2 separate regions of the Homo sapiens genome follow, and region 1 is linked to region 2. Evidence: read pairs that join two places in POLR2A ChIA-PET (ENCODE). Cell type or tissue: CD4-positive, alpha-beta T cell. All regions are shown on one strand. Each heading gives the region's core, and the rest is flanking DNA. Links, peaks and the distances in the headings are about the cores only.

The links. Peaks named below come from ENCODE experiments on the same cell type or tissue, not always from the same donor. Only the 100,000 strongest peaks of a DNase experiment are listed, where the experiment ranks them.
Region 1: POLR2A ChIA-PET joins it to region 2 with 5 read pairs; 4 of 35 experiments call an interaction of 5 or more read pairs at or near these places.

What each region holds. Positions count from the first base shown.
Region 1 is chr22:24,340,350-24,348,953 of GRCh38, reverse strand. SPECC1L (sperm antigen with calponin homology and coiled-coil domains 1 like) reads right to left here. Exons shown (of 17, transcript NM_015330.6): 11 at 1,778-1,868. It overlaps SPECC1L-ADORA2A (SPECC1L-ADORA2A readthrough (NMD candidate)), which reads right to left. Exons shown (of 20, transcript NR_103546.1): 11 at 5,351-5,472; 12 at 1,778-1,868. Among named protein-coding and RNA genes, the nearest start is that of SPECC1L, 74 kb to the right of the region's middle. In CD4-positive, alpha-beta T cell, for the core only: no CTCF peak of the experiment used is centred there; no DNase peak of the experiment used is centred there.
Region 2 is chr22:24,511,988-24,520,591 of GRCh38, reverse strand. UPB1 (beta-ureidopropionase 1) reads right to left here. Exons shown (of 10, transcript NM_016327.3): 5 at 7,107-7,268; 6 at 5,222-5,391; 7 at 124-205. Among named protein-coding and RNA genes, the nearest start is that of UPB1, 21 kb to the right of the region's middle. RefSeq lists an enhancer at 5,850-5,899. In CD4-positive, alpha-beta T cell, for the core only: no CTCF peak of the experiment used is centred there; DNase peaks (open chromatin) are centred at 4,151 and 5,631; H3K27me3 peaks cover 386 bases.

The DNA.
Region 1 (8,604 bases), core at 1,750-6,749, 170 kb after region 2:
AATGTCCTAGAAGACAGAGTGCTCAACAGTGCCAAATGCTGCTGACGGGTCACATCAGATTAGGACTGAACTGGCTGGGCTGGGGACACAGCAGTCGTTGACAACTTCAGCAGCTGCAGGTGTTAAGAGCCCAGGAACCCAGTGAGCTAGGTGTTCACTATCAATTTACAGATGAGGAGACAGCACCAAAAAGGTTGCAGTTAACAGCCAGGCCATGGCAAGGCCAAGATCTCTGTGCTGCACACCTATGTAAATCCTTTGTGGGTTCATCTGGGAGGCGGGATGTAAAGAGAGGAAGGAGAGATGCAGAGTATTTGGGTTAAGAAAACTTTAAACCTTCCACTATTTGTTCCCTTAGCAAAACCTTCTGAGGGGAGAAAAGAGCTTAGGTGATGACTGACAAATGAACCAGAAGCCAAGAAGCAGGGCAGAAGGCAAATCTTTGTGCCAGGGAGGTAGTAGCAGCACCACCTTGTACTCCATTGCCCCTAAATGTGTACACAACCAGCTTATCAGAACACTGAAGACTGACAGGTATAGGGCCAGTTCAACCACCAAATTGAACTCTTCAGGCGCTGGTACTACATGGAGCCCACAGAGCCAGTCCTTTGGGTTCTTTAATTTAATACTTTTCACAAGTCTGCTTACTTCTGACCCAAAACCTGTTGAAGCCTTCTAGTCTAACATACACAGCCTAACATGCACAACCAAGAATTCCTGACGCATGGAAGTAACTGGCCTGCATCAGCTAAGAGGAGCCCTCAGGCCCTGAGGGGACACTTGGGAACATTCCCACACCCACCCCAAATGAAGCAGTGCTTTTCCCAGCACCACACCCCAACACTGCAGTTCATCTTTCCAATGCACTTTAGTACCTCACATGAAGAGGCAGCGTGGGGTAAGAGAAGGAGCCTCAACCTCGAAAGGTGGGATACTTGGGTTCTGGTGCCAGCCCTACCATAAAAAAACTACGTGGAAGGCCAGGTGCGGTAGCTTGCGCCTATAATCACATCACTTAGGGAGGTTGAGGTGGGCAGATCACCTGAGGTCAGGAGTTTGAGACCAGTATGGCTAACATGGTGAAACCCTGTCTCTACTAAAAATACAAAAATTATCTGAGCGTGGTGGTGTGCGCCTGTAGTCCCAGCTATTCGGGAGGCTGAGGTGGGAGAATTGCTTGAACCCGGGAGGCAGAGGTTGCAGTGAGCCAAGATTGTGCCACTACACTCCAGCCTGGGAGACAGAGTGATACTCCAGCTTAAAAAAAAAATGGCTGTGTGAAAACAGCAAGTTCCTCCCAAGGGCTCCAAAGAGTTGCTGACCCTCATCTTCCAGAGTCTCAGCTCTCTCAGGGTAACAAAACTCAGTCCAGAGATTTAAGGAATGGGCTTTGAAGTCAGGCTGCCCTGGGCTACTGCTTAGTAACTAACTGTGTTAACCTGAATTGAATTAGTTAACTTCTTTAAGCCTCATTTTTGGTATCTATAAAATGAGGATGACAATAATACATATGCCATGAGGAACTGTGAAAACAGTGCCTAGCAATGGTGTACACTCTCTATTACCCATTATGACAGCTGTCAGGAAAGATGCATTCATTAACAACTACTTTCCCCACTTGTAATTTAGATATACTTACTAGTGAACTTCTGATACAAAGGTATACCAGATTGATTGAAATAGTATCAAGAGCAAAGAAAATATTTAGTTTGCCAAAAAAGCCAGAACAATTCAAAAATTGAAAAAAAGGTGAAATGCTATGGCATATTACACGTACCTTGAACAGGGATTTCCCCATAGTTTGGTCTCTTATCTGACAGGGCTGTCAGGGGTTTGGATGTTGAGATTGGTCCACTTATGGAATGTCTCTGAAATCATAAGATAAACAACATCAAAGTTAAAATGACTGTTTGGACTCACAAAGTAAATGCCGCACAGAGTAGATATTTAGTTATAAATCCGTATTAATTCTTTCCATACTGCTATAGTAAGGTTGTAACACACCTTACAGGCATGGACTGTGATCAATATACTTTTTTTAAAAATTAGACTTTTTATTATGGGGTAATTATAGACTCATATGCAGTTTTAAGAATATAAAGAGATCCTACGTACTCTTTACTCAGTTTCCCCCAACGGTAATATCTTACAAACCTATAGTAAAATACCACCAGCAGGATTTTGACATTAGCCAAATACTGATATAGTCATTATCTTATATAGTCATTTATATGTTACTGATACAGTCAAGATAAAGAACATTTCCATCACCATAAGGATCCTTCCTGGGGCCCTTTTACAGTCACACCCCTCTTCCCGTCCCCAACCCCCTATCACTGACCTCTGGCAACCACTGGTATTCTGAATGTGGTTTCATTATTTTGTTGGAAGAGAATCTTTAAAGTATCACAAACCAATTCAGTAAATACAAAAACATGTTCCAAAATAAAATGCAGATGTGCTCCTTTTGTAATTGTACTGACCATTCAAGTCCTGGTTCAAATAAATCTCAATTCTGCCACCCGCTTGCTAATGCTACAACAACTGCCCAGTACAGCCTGTCATCTCAGTGCAGCACTACAGCAATGGCTTGTCACTGGCATCATCGCCAGACTTCTGCATATGCAGGCAGCCAGAAGAATCCACCACGGCCAGGCGCAGTGGCTCATGCCTTAATCCCAGCACTTCGGGAGGCTGAGGTGGGCGGATCATGATCTCAGGAGTTTGAGACCAGCCTGGCCAATATAGTGGAACCCCGTCTCAACTAAAAATACAAAAAATTAGCTGGGCGTGGTGGCAGGCGCCTGTAATCTCAGCTACTTGGGAGGCTGAGGCAGGAGAATCACTTGAAGCCGAGAGGCGGAGGTTGCAGTGAGCCGAGATCGCGCCACTGCACTCCAGCCCGGGTGACATTGTGAGACTCCATCTCAAAAAAAAAAAAACAAAAAAAACAGAAAGAATCCACCATGAACACTTAAAACCCCTCAGCTCTCCTGCCACCTCTACATGATGCTCAAACACCACCAACCTACTTATTTACTATCATGCAGACCACGTTGCTTGTCTATGTTTTTCTTGTGCTTCACTCCCACAGATTTCGCCCAGCCCTTTTTATCTGGCTAACTTCTATTTATTTCATATTCCCATCAGAAATGTGGACAAGGTCCAGCTTCTCCACATCCCTACCACACTTCAGATCGTCAGCCTTTTAGATTTTGGCCATTTGGAAGAATATAGAATAGGATCTCATTGTGGATTTAATTTCCATTTTCCTGATGACTAATGATGTTGATCATCTTTTCATGTGCCATTGGCCATTTGTATTCTTCTCCTGGAAGGATCTTCTCAAATCTTAGCCCATTATTTATTGGGTTGTTTGTCTTCTTACTGAATGTAAATCTTTGTTAGGTAAATGTATTATGAATACATTCTCCCCAGTCTGTAGCTTGCTTTTTGTATTTTCTTAACGTCTTTCAGAGAAGTTTTAAGTTTTAAGTTGCCTAATTTATCAACTTGCTTTTATAGTTCATGCTTTTTTATATCTTAATAAATGTTTGCAGTCTTAAAAGTCATGAAGATTTTCTCTCATGTTCTCATGTAAAAATTATAGTTTTAGCTTTCACATTTAGGTTGATAGTCCATTTCAAATTTTGTGTATTTCATAAGGTACGGGCTGAGGTTATTTTTTTTTCTATACAGTTATCTAGTCATTTCAGAATCTTTTCTTCAAAAAACTATTCCTTACCGATTGAATTACTTTGGTATCTTTGTAGAAAATCGACTGGCCTACTTCTGAACTCTCTGTTCTACTGATCTAATGTTGAAATCAGGTAGTACAAGTCCTCCAAATTTGTCCTCCACCCGCACCCCCCCGACCACAACAATGTTTTGAATATTCAGGGATCTTGCATTTCCATATGAACTTAATACTACCATGTCAATTTCTACCCAAAGAGCACTGCTCTTTTAATTGGTATTGTGTTGAATCTACAGACCAATTTAAAAGACTACTACAAGATATTAATGATATTGAGTCTTCCAATCTATAAATGACATCACTTTCTATTTATTCAATTTTTCTCGGCAATATTTTATTGTTTTCATTGCACAGGTTGTGCATACATTTCATTATATTTATTGCTAAGTATTTCAATCTCCAATTATTCATGCTAATATACAGAAAAACAAATAACTTTTGTATAGGACCTCGTGTAAACCTTGACACTGCTCAACTCAAAAAGCTTTTGTGTGGACTCCTTAGGATTTTCTACATAAATGATCATGTTATCTGCAAATAATGACAGTTTTACTTTACCCTTTCCAAACTTGTATGCTTTTCTTTCTTTTTTTTTTTTTTTTTTGGTCTTATGCAATTGCACAGGGTAAGAGCTCCAGCAAAATGCTGAACAAAAGTGGTGACAGTGGGTATCCTTACCTTGCTCCTGATCCTGGTGGGAAAGCATTCAGTCTCCAGATTAAGTATGACGTTAGCTGTGGAGTTCCCACAGGTCTCCTTCTATTTCTAGTTTGCTAAAGAGTTTTACTATGAATGGATGTAAAATTTTGTCAAATAGTTTTCTAAATACGTTGAGATTAATGTTTTTTTTTTTAATTTTTTTTCCCTCTTTTATTGTGTTGAGGTAAATTTTAACCTTGCACCCCTGGGATACATCACACTTGGTAATGATGGATTGTCGTTTTTATATATTGCTGGATTCAGTTTTGTTAATGTGTGCTTTTATATTGCATCTATAACCATCTATAATCATGAGGAATACTGGCTAGCCATTTTCTTTTTTTGCAATGTCTTTGTCTGGTTTTGCTATCAGGTAATGCTAGCTTCCTAAAATGAACTGGAAAGTCCTTTTACTCTTCTGTTTTCTGAAAGACTATATACAATTGGAATTATTTCTTCCACAAAGGATTGATTCAATTCACTAGTAAAACCACCTGGGCCTGGAGTTTTCTATGTGGGAAGCCTTTTTATTTTAAACTTTTATTCTGAAATAATTATGGATTCCCAGGAAGTTGTAAAGATAGTACAGCAAAGTCCCATATACTCCTCATTCACTTTCCCCCAACTGTCTGTGGATAATGAATTCCCTCAGCTTTTGTTTGCCTAAATAATTTTACTTTTACTTTTTTTTTTTAAATACACAGAATTCTAAGTTGACAGGGTTTTTCTTTCAGCATTTGAGGATGCCATTTTGGGCTGGGCACAGTGGCTCACTTTGGGAGGCCGAGGAAGGTGAATCACCTGAGTCCAGGAATTTGAGACAAGCCTGGGCAACATGGAGAAACCCCATCTCTACTAAAAATACAAAAATTAGCCAGGCACCATGGTACGCACCTGTAGTCCCAGCTACTCAGGGGGCTGAGGCAGGAGAATCACTTGAACCCAGGAGGCAGAGGTTGCAGTGAGCCAAGGTCACGCCACTGCATTCCAGCGTGGGCGACAGAACTAGACTCCATCTCAAAAAAACAAAACAAAACAAAAAAAAAACACAACCATTTTGTTGTCTTCTGACTTGCACAGTTTCTAACTAGAAGTCTGTGATCATTCTCACCTGCCTGTCCTTAAGAGTTTCTTATCACTGTTTTTCAGCAATGCCTTAATGGGCATGGGGATGAGGGTGTTTGTATGTTTATATACGCTTGTCTTGCTTTAGCTTCCTGATTTTCTTGGATCTATGAGTATATAATTTCCATCAAATTTGGATGGATTTTGGCTATTATTTCCTCAAAAAAAGAATTTTTTTTAAGATGGAGTCTCCCTGTGTCGCCCAGGCTGGAGTGCAGTGGTGCGATCTCAGCTCACTGCAACCTCTGCCTCCCGGGTTAAAGTGGTTCTCCTGCCTCAGCCTCCCAAGTAGCTGGGACTACAGGCACACACCACCATGCCTGTCTAATTTTTTGTATTTTTAGTAGAGACAGGGTTTCGCCATGTTGTCCAGGCTGGTTTCAAACTCCTGAGCTCAGGTGATCTGCCCACATCAGCCTCCCAAAGTGCTGGGATTATAGGCGTGAGCCACTGCGCCCAGCCTATTTCTTCAAATGTTTTTTTCAGACACACTTCCCACTCTGCCCCCCGACCCGCCTTTTTTTCTTGGGCTCCAATTTCAGGTATGTAGGACCACTTAATTTCATCCCACAAGTCAGGGCTTCAGTTTATTTTTTTCCCCAGTCTTTTTACCTCTCTGTTACTCATTATGGACAGATTCTACTGCTATGTCCTCAAACATACTGATCTTTTCCTCTATTTCTTTTTTTTTTTTTTTTTTGAGATGGAGTCCTGCTCTGTAGCCCAGGCTGGAGTGCAATGGCACAATCTCAGCTCATTGCAACCTCCCCCTCCTGGGTTCAAGCGATTCTTCTGCCTCAGCCTCCTGCGTAGCTGGGATTACAGGCACACACCACCGTGCCTGGCTAATTTTTTTGTAGTTTTAGTAGAGATGGGGTTTCGCCATGTTGGCCAGGCTGGTCTTGAACTCCTGACCTCAGGTGATCCACCTGCCTTGGCCTCCCAAAGTGCTGGGATTACAGGCGTGAGTCACCATACCTGGCCTCCTCTATTCTTTTTCATATCTTTCACTTCTCTCTTCATCTGTGCATGCTTCCCTTCACATACTTAAGCAGAGATCATATTTACATTGCTGCATGCTAATCCTATCATTTCTATCCGTTCTAGGTCTGCATCTATTGACTGATTTTTCCCCTGGTTATAGGTGACATTTTCCTGCTTCTTCATTGTCTAGTAATTTTTTATTGCATGCCAGATTATGATGGAGTCTTATATTTTGCTGTATTCCTTTAAAAATTATTACTTTGGCAAATAAGTACACTACTGTATTAGTTACCTATGCTGCATGACAAATTACTTCAAATCTTTAGTGGCTTAAAACAATCCATTTATGATCTCATAGTTTCTGTGGGTCAGAAAGCTTAGCGGAGTGCCTCTGGTTCAAGGTCTAGCACGAGGAGGCAATCAGGTTGTCAGCAGGGCTGCAGTTATCTCGAGGATCGAAGATCTGCTTCCAAGCTCATCTACATGGCTGCTGGCAAGCTTCAGAAGATCTGTTCCCACACTTCCTAATGTGGGCCTCTCTGCAGGGCTGGCTCACAACATGGGAACTGGGATTCCCTGGAGTAGGTGGCTCTAAGTGATAGCAAGAGGAACATTCAAGGCAGAAGCAAAGCTTTTTGTAACGATTTTAGCAGTGATAACCTTATCCCACCACTTCTTTTGCTTTGCCATATTCACTGGAAGCAAATCACGAGCTGCAGCCAACACTCAACAGGAGCAAATTACACAAGGAGCAACTACCACCAATGGGGGATCGCTGGGGAACATTTTAGAGGCTGCCTACTATAGCTACTTAAGGATCTCCTTGGTCCTTCTGCATCTTATTTTTAAAGATCTTTTACGGCAGATCTAGAATACTATTTACTCTGAGGGTATTTAGTTCTATGATACTTTCAGGTGTGGTCCTTTAGGAGTCTATAATGAATGCCATCTATTCAAAGAGGTGTCTCCACAGCGGCTGGTGGGAACTCAAATGATTTCCTGCCCTAGGTGAGCTACCAGAAGTGTTTGTGTGATAGCTCCCTGTTCCTGGAAATTGTTCCTGGAAAATTATTCTTGCGGGGCTGTTCCTGGAAAATTATCCTTGTGGGGTTTCACCCAATGCAGGTGCAGGTTGGTATTCAGGAAAAGACTCAAAGGGATGCCTACGCAGATTTCTATACTCCTTTCTCTATGCAGCTCCCTCCTCCCAGTATCTGCCCTGCAAATTCGAGCAGTCGCCTTCTCCTTGAATGTTGATTTGTGTCTACTCAGATCCAATTGGTTTTCTCTTCCCTGCTCCATGTAGGTTCATCTTCCCTGCACCACCACCTGGAAATTGCCTCCAGGAAAAGACTGTGGGCCACAGTAGGACTTACCTCATTTTAAAATTTTTGTTCAGGGATCACAGTTACGTACAATGTCTGAAAATAATTGTTTCTTATATTTTGTCCATCTTTCTATTAATCGTTGTTTGTGATGGCAGAATAATCCAGCCTGTTACTCCCACATAGCTAGAAGTAGAATTCCTACCCAGGGAGTTTTGAAAAACTAACAATCCCAAGCTTAGGCCCCAGTCCCCAGAGATTATGGTTTACCAGGATGAGGTCTGGGAATTTTACCTGTTTAAAAACTCTCCACATGATTTTTATATACGATTAGGTTTGAGACGCACTGTACTAACTAATCATGTACTAAAAAGCTACTGAATGTAGCTCATAAGTATTAGTTTTTTGCAACTTGTAGAAATATTTTTCACCTCCTATCTTTACAAAGATTTACAAAGTGATGCCTCATACATTAAACGTCAACTGATAAACACCACTTAAAGTTCATCTTATTTGAAGTTTATTACATTTGGCATCTTTATTTTGCTTTTATCTATATTTTCAGAATTTTAGATGAAGTTTGATTAATAGAGAGCACATAAAAAAAGCATTAAATCAGCTGCGCACAGTGGCTCACGCCTGTAATCCCAGCACTTTGGAAGGCTGAAGAGGGCAGATTGCTTGAGGTCAGGAATTTGAGACCAGCTTGGCCAA
Region 2 (8,604 bases), core at 1,870-6,869:
ACCAAGCCAGTTTTACCCCTTTCCGGACCCTAGGATTTGTGGCATGTGTGCAGAGGGAACGGGGTGTCCCCACCAGAGCCACCAGGTGGTGGCTCCTCTCCCCAGCCAGACCTCGGGACTTACGGTGCCCACTCGATTGATGGCGCAGGTGAAGCAGTGATTGGCAATGGCTGCGTTTCTGGCCTCGATGGGCCACAGGGACTCGCTGTAAGAGAGGACCAAGAGGAACCAGGTTGCCGACTTTCCAGGCAGACTCAGTGGATGCTCAGCCCTGAGCCTGGCCTGGCTGCAGGCTTTCCTGGGCCAGTGGTGGGGACAGAGCCTGGCCTGGCTGCAGGCTTTCCTGGGCCAGTGGTGGGGACAACCAGGAGACTCACCGGTCACACCCCAAACCTGCAACCAGGCCAGCCTGTCCTCAGCACCTTGCCCTGGCCTGAACAGCCTTTGGGAAGGGCCTGCTGCAGGCATAAGCCACGTGGCTGTGCTCTGTCAGAAGAATTAGCAGCCCTGGATCAAATCCTCATCCTGAGCCTCAGTTTCCTTTTCTGAAATGTCCTCAAAAGAAGACTATGAAGACTGAATGACCATGCAGGTGAAGATCCAAGTGGTAGGAGTTCCATAACCACCACTTCCCACCTCCATCCCTTCTCCTGGAACCCACCTGCTGGGCTGGGCAGAACCTCTCCTGGTGAATGCCAGAAGGGAGCCGGGGGCCTGGTGGGCTTGTGCAGGGCCTGTGAGGGCTGAGCACAGGCTGTACCTGCCCTACCCTAACTCTCCTACTCTGCTATGCTGCCTTGCAAGGCAATCTCCAAAGCGGGTGATTTCAGGGCCAGTAAACAAGAAAGGAACTTAGGTAATAGGATAAGGGGTCAGATTCGGCAGCAGGGTCACCTCCTCCAAGCTGGGCCATTTCCCAGTGACTTCCCATTTCCCTCTTCTGAACCTTGAGTCTCTAAGTAAAGGCTCCCTGGTTCTCTTACTGGCCAGTGGGCTAGTGGCCCAGGAGGGAGGCACCCCATGTGCTTGGCTGAGCTGTGGGCCTTCCTCACTTCAGCACCTGCAAAGGGAGAATGCGATGGGAGACACGGCCCCAACCAGAGACCCTGTCCTTCTCTGGCCCGCCAACTAAGATATGACATGGAATCTAGTGGGCCTTCTTGTCACTAATTATCTTTTGTCTGAGGAACATCTTTAAGACTGTGGATTGACAGGAGTAATGCCCACTTAGAAACACTGTGTGACTAGGATCAAAATGCCCCGGAATCTTCCTTCGTGTCAGCAGGCACCTGGTTTAAACCAGGGAGTAGGTGGAGGGGGTGGGTGCTTGTCATAAGCCTAATTCTCAGGAGGATTCATGAGTCTGAAAAAATAAAAAATCACAGGCTTGATTGAGGGGACTCATTTTGCTGCTTTTTTCCCCCAGCTGCTAAGCCAAGCTGACAAAACTTTTCAGAAATGATTTTTACAGAAACACACCAGTAAATGACATTTTCAGGAATTAAATAGACACTTGCAGGGCGATTGCCATAAACATCTTAGTTGCAATTCTCCAGGGAGGTGTTCTGCATAGGACCCAAACCCACAGCTGGAAATAAAATTTATGCTCTCAAAACCACCAGGGGAAAGGAAGCTGGGGTTAGTGAGAGCCCAGTGTGTGCAGGAATCATGACGTCTGATGGGGAGTGGGGACGTTTGCCATATTCCCAGCGCGGTGCACACACACCCCTAAAAATAATCGCAGTGGAAAGGCAAGATGCAGCAAGAGGATAGGATGGTGACTTGCCAATGAATGTACACAGGTGGTAGAAATCTTTGGTCACCCAAGCTGTAAGGGACACATCCTTGGATTATGAGGATAACCTAATCAAAAGCATTCAGACACTACTATGTACTTAGAACTGTGGGACTCAAAAATGAATGAGGACACCCTGCTGACCCATGTGTGTGCATGCACATGTGTATGTCTGTCTCTAATACAGGCGGCAGAAGGTGCCAGAAAAGGGGATGGATGGTTCTGGATGCTGTGATCCAATGCTGGTGGGGATTTGCCCAGCATTATGCTGAAAAACACTATCAATTCCATCATTCATCATTTTAAGAAAACAAGCCAGGATCCTACCATCTTAATAAACCACCTGTTGCCTTTTATCCACACTCCATGACTATCCTCATCCATAGGCAAACTTTTTTTTCCTTTTTTTTCCAAGAGTTCTGACCACAGCCTGAACACGTCTTTTTCTTGCTCACAGGCTTTCATCACTTTGCATTACCTTCATCATGACTCTTTATAGTGGCTGTACAATAACCTGTGGAAGAGGTGGGCTGTAATGTGCTTAGCTCAGACACTTCCCCCGCTGTCAGCTTTTCCCTTATTGTAAGTAAGCTGTTGTGAGCACCTTCACATGCATTGCCTTTCCCTGTTTTTTTTTTCTGTCTTGTTCTGTCACCCAGGCTGGAGCGCAGTGGTGCAATATCAGCTCACTGCAACCTCCACCTGCTAGGTTCAAGCGATTCTCCTGCCTCAGCCTCCCAAGTAGCTGGGACTACAGGTGCCTGCCACCATGCCCGGCTAATTTTTGTATTTTTAGTAGAGATGAGGTTTCACCATGTTGGCCAGGATGGTCTCAAACTCCTGACCTCAAGTGATCCGCCAGCCTTGGCCTCCCAAAGGGCTGGGATTACAAATGTGAGCTACTGTGCCTGGCCTTCCCTCCTCTTTTAGATTGTTTCTTCAGGCTACAGTTCTAGGAGCATCATTATCAGGCCAAAGGGCATGAGCATTTTAGGAGCTCATGAAACATACTGCTTTCCAAAAGACCTGTTAGTTTTTACTGCCAGCCTCACCACACCCTGGAAAGCCAAGGGTTGGATGATTCTTGGCTGAGGAAAGAAAAATCAATCATTTTTAATAAGCCTAATAGGCTGCTGAGGACATAGCAATTATATGCATATTACACTGGGGTGCTTCTGTTTGCCTAACTGGAGCCAATAAAAGCCTGAGATAGGAGGGTCAGGGAGGGCCTCTGCACACACAAGGCGAGGAGCCATCTGAGTCCACAGCCACAACTTTGTCTGCCCTGGCCCAGAAGCCAGATGCCCTAGTGCTTCGGGTTCCTCTAGGGACCCCAGTGGGAAGATGGAGCTTGCCAAGTGTCTTACCCAGAGCCAGCAGAGGGGGCTGCTTTAGGGGGTGGCCCCAAAGTTCTGCCCAGGCCTGGTAGCTGGATGACCAGTAAAAACCCTACTGACAACCACCAATGAATGCTATCACTGGTGATCTGACCACCATGAGACTCCAGTATGTTCTCTGAGGGGAGATGGAGGCCTGATATTCCCCTTCTACCCAACAGTACCCCTCCTGGACATGGACCAGACCTCCAGGTACATGGGCAGGGTGGTAGACCTGAGGTAACAGAGGAGGGGTTGCATTCTGGCTCCAGAAGGAACCTGCTATGTAAATAAATGTTGAATGGGGAGGGGATATTACTCTTGAGAAAGGGGCACTGTATGAAAAGAAAAGGTAAATGTCACACCCTGACGTTTAGAAGAAATTCAACTGAAATTTGGCCGGGGGCAGTGGCTCACGCTTGTAATCCCAGCACTTTGGGAGGCCAAGGTGGGTGGATCACAAGGTCAGGAGATCGAGACCATCCTGGCTAAGACGGTGAAACCCCATCTCTACGAAAAATACAAAAAATTAGCCAGGTATGGTGGCGGGCGCCTGCAGTCCCAGCTACTTGGGAGGCTGAGGCAGGAGAATGGCGTGAACCCAGGAGGCGGAGCTTGCAGTGAGCCAAGATTGCGCCACTGCGCTCCAGCCTGGGTGACAGAGCAAGACTCCGTCTCAAAGAAAAAAAAAAAAGAAGAAATTCAACTGAAATTTAGTCAAGAATGAGGACAAGAGAGACAAGTGCAGGCTGACAGAGACTAAAGCTGCACACCCACCAGAACTCCCCCTGCTCCCCACCCATGGCAGGACAGGGCACACCCCTGTCCTGCTGGGGACACTGGCAGCCAAGACCACAGAAAGTGAAAGCCAGCACCTCCTGCTGCAGGAATCCTGCTTGGAAAGAAGTGAGTTGGGGAGAAAAGTATTTGCACATAAATTCCTAGAGTTCTGTTACTTGTAGTGATGCAAAACTGGAAACCACCCAAATGCTCAGCCTTTGTGGAAGAGAGAGGCAGCAGCAGCAGAGTCATGCAGTCAGATCAGCTCGCTGGATGCCCCTCCTAAATGAGGGGCCCCAGGGGTGGGGTACTGCCCAGTTCTCGGGCTTCCGGGGCCACCCTCCCCTCATCCCCCAGCCCTGCCTTGACAAGGGCAGTTCTATCTGTTTAGGGGTGAGGCTAACACCGAAACACTTGTTATGTGTTATAAAAATAAAACCCTTCTCTGGTTAAAGACAAGTTTCCTCGACTGATCTCCAACTCCCTCATTTGCAGCTTCTCTTGTCCAGATGTCTGTCCTGCCTGTGCAGGATGCTGCAGATGTGAGGACTAGGAATCCACAGTTCCCCATCCAAGAGCCAATGCTGGCTAGGCACCTACTATGCTCCAAGGACTTAGATGTGGGGGTTCTTTTTTGTTTTTTCGTTTTGTTTTGTTTTATTTTTTGAGATGGAGTCTCGCTCTATCACCAGGCTGGAGTGCAGTGGTGCCATCTTGGCTCACTGCAACCTCCGCCTCCCAAGTTCAAGTGATTCTCCTGCCTCAGCCTCCCGAGTAGCTGGGACTACAGGCACACACCACCACGCCTGGCTGATTTTTGTATTTTTAGTAGAGACAGGGTTTCACCACGTTGGCTAGGCTGGTCTCAAACTCCTGACCTCAAGTGATCCACCTGCTTCGGCCTCCCAAAGTGCTGGGATTACAGGTGTGAGCCACCGAGCTCAGCCCAATGTGGGGCTTTTTGAAGCCCCCTGCTGACTACAGGGAAAGGGGGGAATTATTTTCATCTCAGTGTTCAGAATCACAGCAGAGGTTGGTGTTTTACTGTAGAGCAGCTCTTGCTGCGGGTGGGGGATTGCTCATTGCCATCTTGAGGATTCTTTTCACTGAAAAGCTGGTCACATGTACAACATGCAATCCTGGGGGCTCAGCTCTGTTAACATCCTGGTGGCTGCGCCTGCCTGCTGCCACCTTGGAGCTCCACAGCCCAGCCTTGGGCTTTAGCTGGCTGGGCCCCAGGAAGCCCCCCAGACCCCACCAACTGAGTGACCTGAGTGCTCCTATCGTGGCCGAGGGGTTGAAGATGATCTCAGCCCCGTTGATGCTGTACATAAGCCAGTTGAGGGGGTGGTGCCGCCCGTAGCAAATGTTCACCGCGATCCTTCCGAACTGCGTCTGGAACACGGGGTGGCCCAGGTTTCCCTCCATGTAGTAAGTTGACTGAAAAGCAAAGGGCCATATACTGATGCCTCTGACCTTCAAGATTTCCTTAGACTCAGCAGAAAAACTGAAATATCACCAATAGTCCAGAGGTGGTTACACTCCTGAGTGTGACTCTAAGTTCCAGAATTTCAATATGATAAAAACAAAACACACACAAAAAAACCCTGACACCAAATAAGCCAGCCCCCGGGGGAAATCACAGTGGCTTAAGCATTTGCCCAGTCTCCTTTCTGACATGTCACAAAAATCCCCACAATGACGTTCCACACTATTTCAAACTCTGGTGAGGTTTCAATTATGGTCCAACTCAAGGCTCGGGTTTGGTTGGCATTAACACGAGTTGGTCAATGCCCTCAGCAATCACATGTCATTATATAGAACGGTGGAGCCCGGAGACCTGGAGCACATCCAAGCAACTCTCTCCCTGGTCAGAGGAGAAAGCTGCTTCCTGAGGGGGCATAGCTCGCCCAAATGATTAAGGCCAAAGCTTCTAGTGGAACCCACACCCTGAAAGCGCACCTTCTCCATCCTGCCTAGGGTTAAGGAGGTCCCTGTGGGGCAGGCGGACCAGACCCCATCCTCCCATCCCTGCTTCTCTGTCTGCTCCTAAGGGTGCCAGGGCAGGGACACTGTCCTGGACAGCACTGAGGGAAGCTAGAGGGCAAATCAGGGTCCCAAACAGATCTGCTCCAGGAGCCTTCCACCTCCTCCTGATCCTGGCCATCAAAATTGGCCAGGGTCAGGCAGCAACCAGGATGTGTGCACGTGGTGAACACCGGAGCAGATCCTGCTGTGCTGAGACAAGCCCTGTGCTATCTGCAGGGAGCTAAAGATTAATCCCAGGGTAAACAGGTGAGGGGCGCGTCTTCCCACCCCCACCTCCAGCTGTTACTGAGAAACGCTGGGTTCTTCTTTCTCCCTGGGAAACCTCCTCTAGCTCTGCAGGCCATTTCTTATCTGCCTGACCAGCCTGAGAACGGCCAGGACCCCCACATTCATGGAGAGAGAACTGGGGACATCACATCCTGAACAACTGCATTAATGGCAAATCAAGTTCAGATTTAACATCTTAGGCATTAGGCAGAGGTCATTTCCCTCCTTCAAACATCCACCGCTCCCATCTTACCCACCCAGGGGTTGGCATTAACCAACCAAAATGGCCCCCCCAACTTATGCCCTGATCATGGGCACATGAAACTTCACATAATGCACAGTATACAGACATGCATGTTTGCCTACTGCCACCTGACACACAAACATGGGCCACCTCAGACCCCCCCATGATCCACAGACAAGGAATGCCATGCTCCAAACAAGGACAGGGCTGTGGCGTGCTAGGCTCTGAGCCTGAAAGGGGCCACAGGAATCATTTCATGTTTGTGCAATATTTAGTTTTGGTTTTAATTTATATACCACTTACTTCAAAGAATTCAGGAGGCCAAATCAGGTTGTATTAAAAAAATATATGCCCCATTGTGCTAAAGGTGTTTGGGACTCCTCTGAGAGTCCCGCCTGAATCCTGTCTGCCTGTGTGATATAGGGCAATGTCAGGTAACCCTCTGAGCACTGCAGCCACACTGTGCTCCCGTGGAGTGTACGTGACATGGAGTATGATCCTGCACAGAACTTCCCCACAGAAAGTCCCACAGAGATCTACAACATACAGAGGGGCAAGTGAGCAGGGCTGGTTATCTATCTTATGGGTGGCTCACCTCGTTGAAATCACCCACTCTGGGGATGTGGTTTTTCCTGGTCTTTCCCAGGACTGCTCCGGAATTGGAGATCACCACGGCTGTATTCCACAAAACATCCCCATGCTCGCTGTCTCGTTCCAGGATGGGAGACACCACCACCATGTCATGGTTCTTCGCCAGCTGGAAAAATGATAAATATGGCAGAGTCCCACTTATAAACCAATTGTTGTAGTTTTTTATCAAAGAAGAATGATCCTACTAAATCAATAGGCTTGGGTCAGAGCAACCACTTGCATTTGTTGTTTGGAACACTAAATACCCTGATGTCCATGCTTTGCTAAATAAGAATCACATTGTCCTGTACACAGTTGGTGGTAGAGTAAAATGGTGCAGCTGCTCTGGAAAACCATATGGGAGTTCCTCAAAAAATTAAACAAGAATTACCATTTGATCTGGCAATCCTAATCCTGGGTATATATCCAAAAGTATTGAAAGCAGAAGAGATTTGCAAACGCATATTCATTGCAGCATTATTCACAATAGCAAAGAGGTGGGAGCCAACCAAGTGCCCATCAATGGGTGAATGGATAAATGAAACATGGCACATCCATACAATGGAGTATCATTCAGCCTTAGATGCCACGGTTCTACGCTACACATGGATGAACCTTGATGATACTATGCTAAATGAAATAAGCCAGTCCCAAAAAGACAAATACTGTATGATTCCACTTGTGTAAGGTATCTAGAGTAGTCAAACTCACAGAAATGGAAACTATAATATTAATAGAACGGTGGTTGCCAGGGGCTGGGGGAATGGGGAGCTATTGTTTAATGGGACAGAGTCAGATTTGCAAGATGCAAAAATTCTGGAGATCCGCACAGTGTGAATATACTTTACACTACTGAACTGTGCACTTAAAAGTGGTTAAAATAGTACATTTTATATGTATATTTTACCACTTGAAAAAAGAATAAAAATAATAATCAAACGACTTATCTATGCCAAAAATAAATTTCTTTGGCATCAAATTCCTTTTGTCTCAAGTAAGAACATCAGTCCCTGGTGACCACAGGATGAGCAGCCCAGCGGGTCATTTGTCCTCTACTCTAATTAGCTGTCATGATCTCTGGCCTTAACAACAGGATAGGGGAGAGGCATGCTCAGAAGGCAACACTAGGAGCCATGCTAAGGGCAGCCTCAGGTCCCTGTGGAGGCGGAGTGTCTCTGGCACCAGCTCTCTTTCACACTCTTCCTCCAGCCCTGGCTCAGACTTATCATCTGCAAAAGTCCCCTAACCAGTCTCCTTCCTCTTTTTTCCATAGCAAGAAATCAACAACCTGGTGAATGAGAGATTTTTTTTTTTCCCCTACAGCCTGAGAACATCGATGTTTGGAATCACAACTGAGTATTGATAAAGTCACCATGATTATAGCTCTGCCCCAAAAGCCCCTAAGTATATGTATAAAACCTGAAAGAGAATACAAAGAAATGAAAAGAGTTATTGTGTTAGAG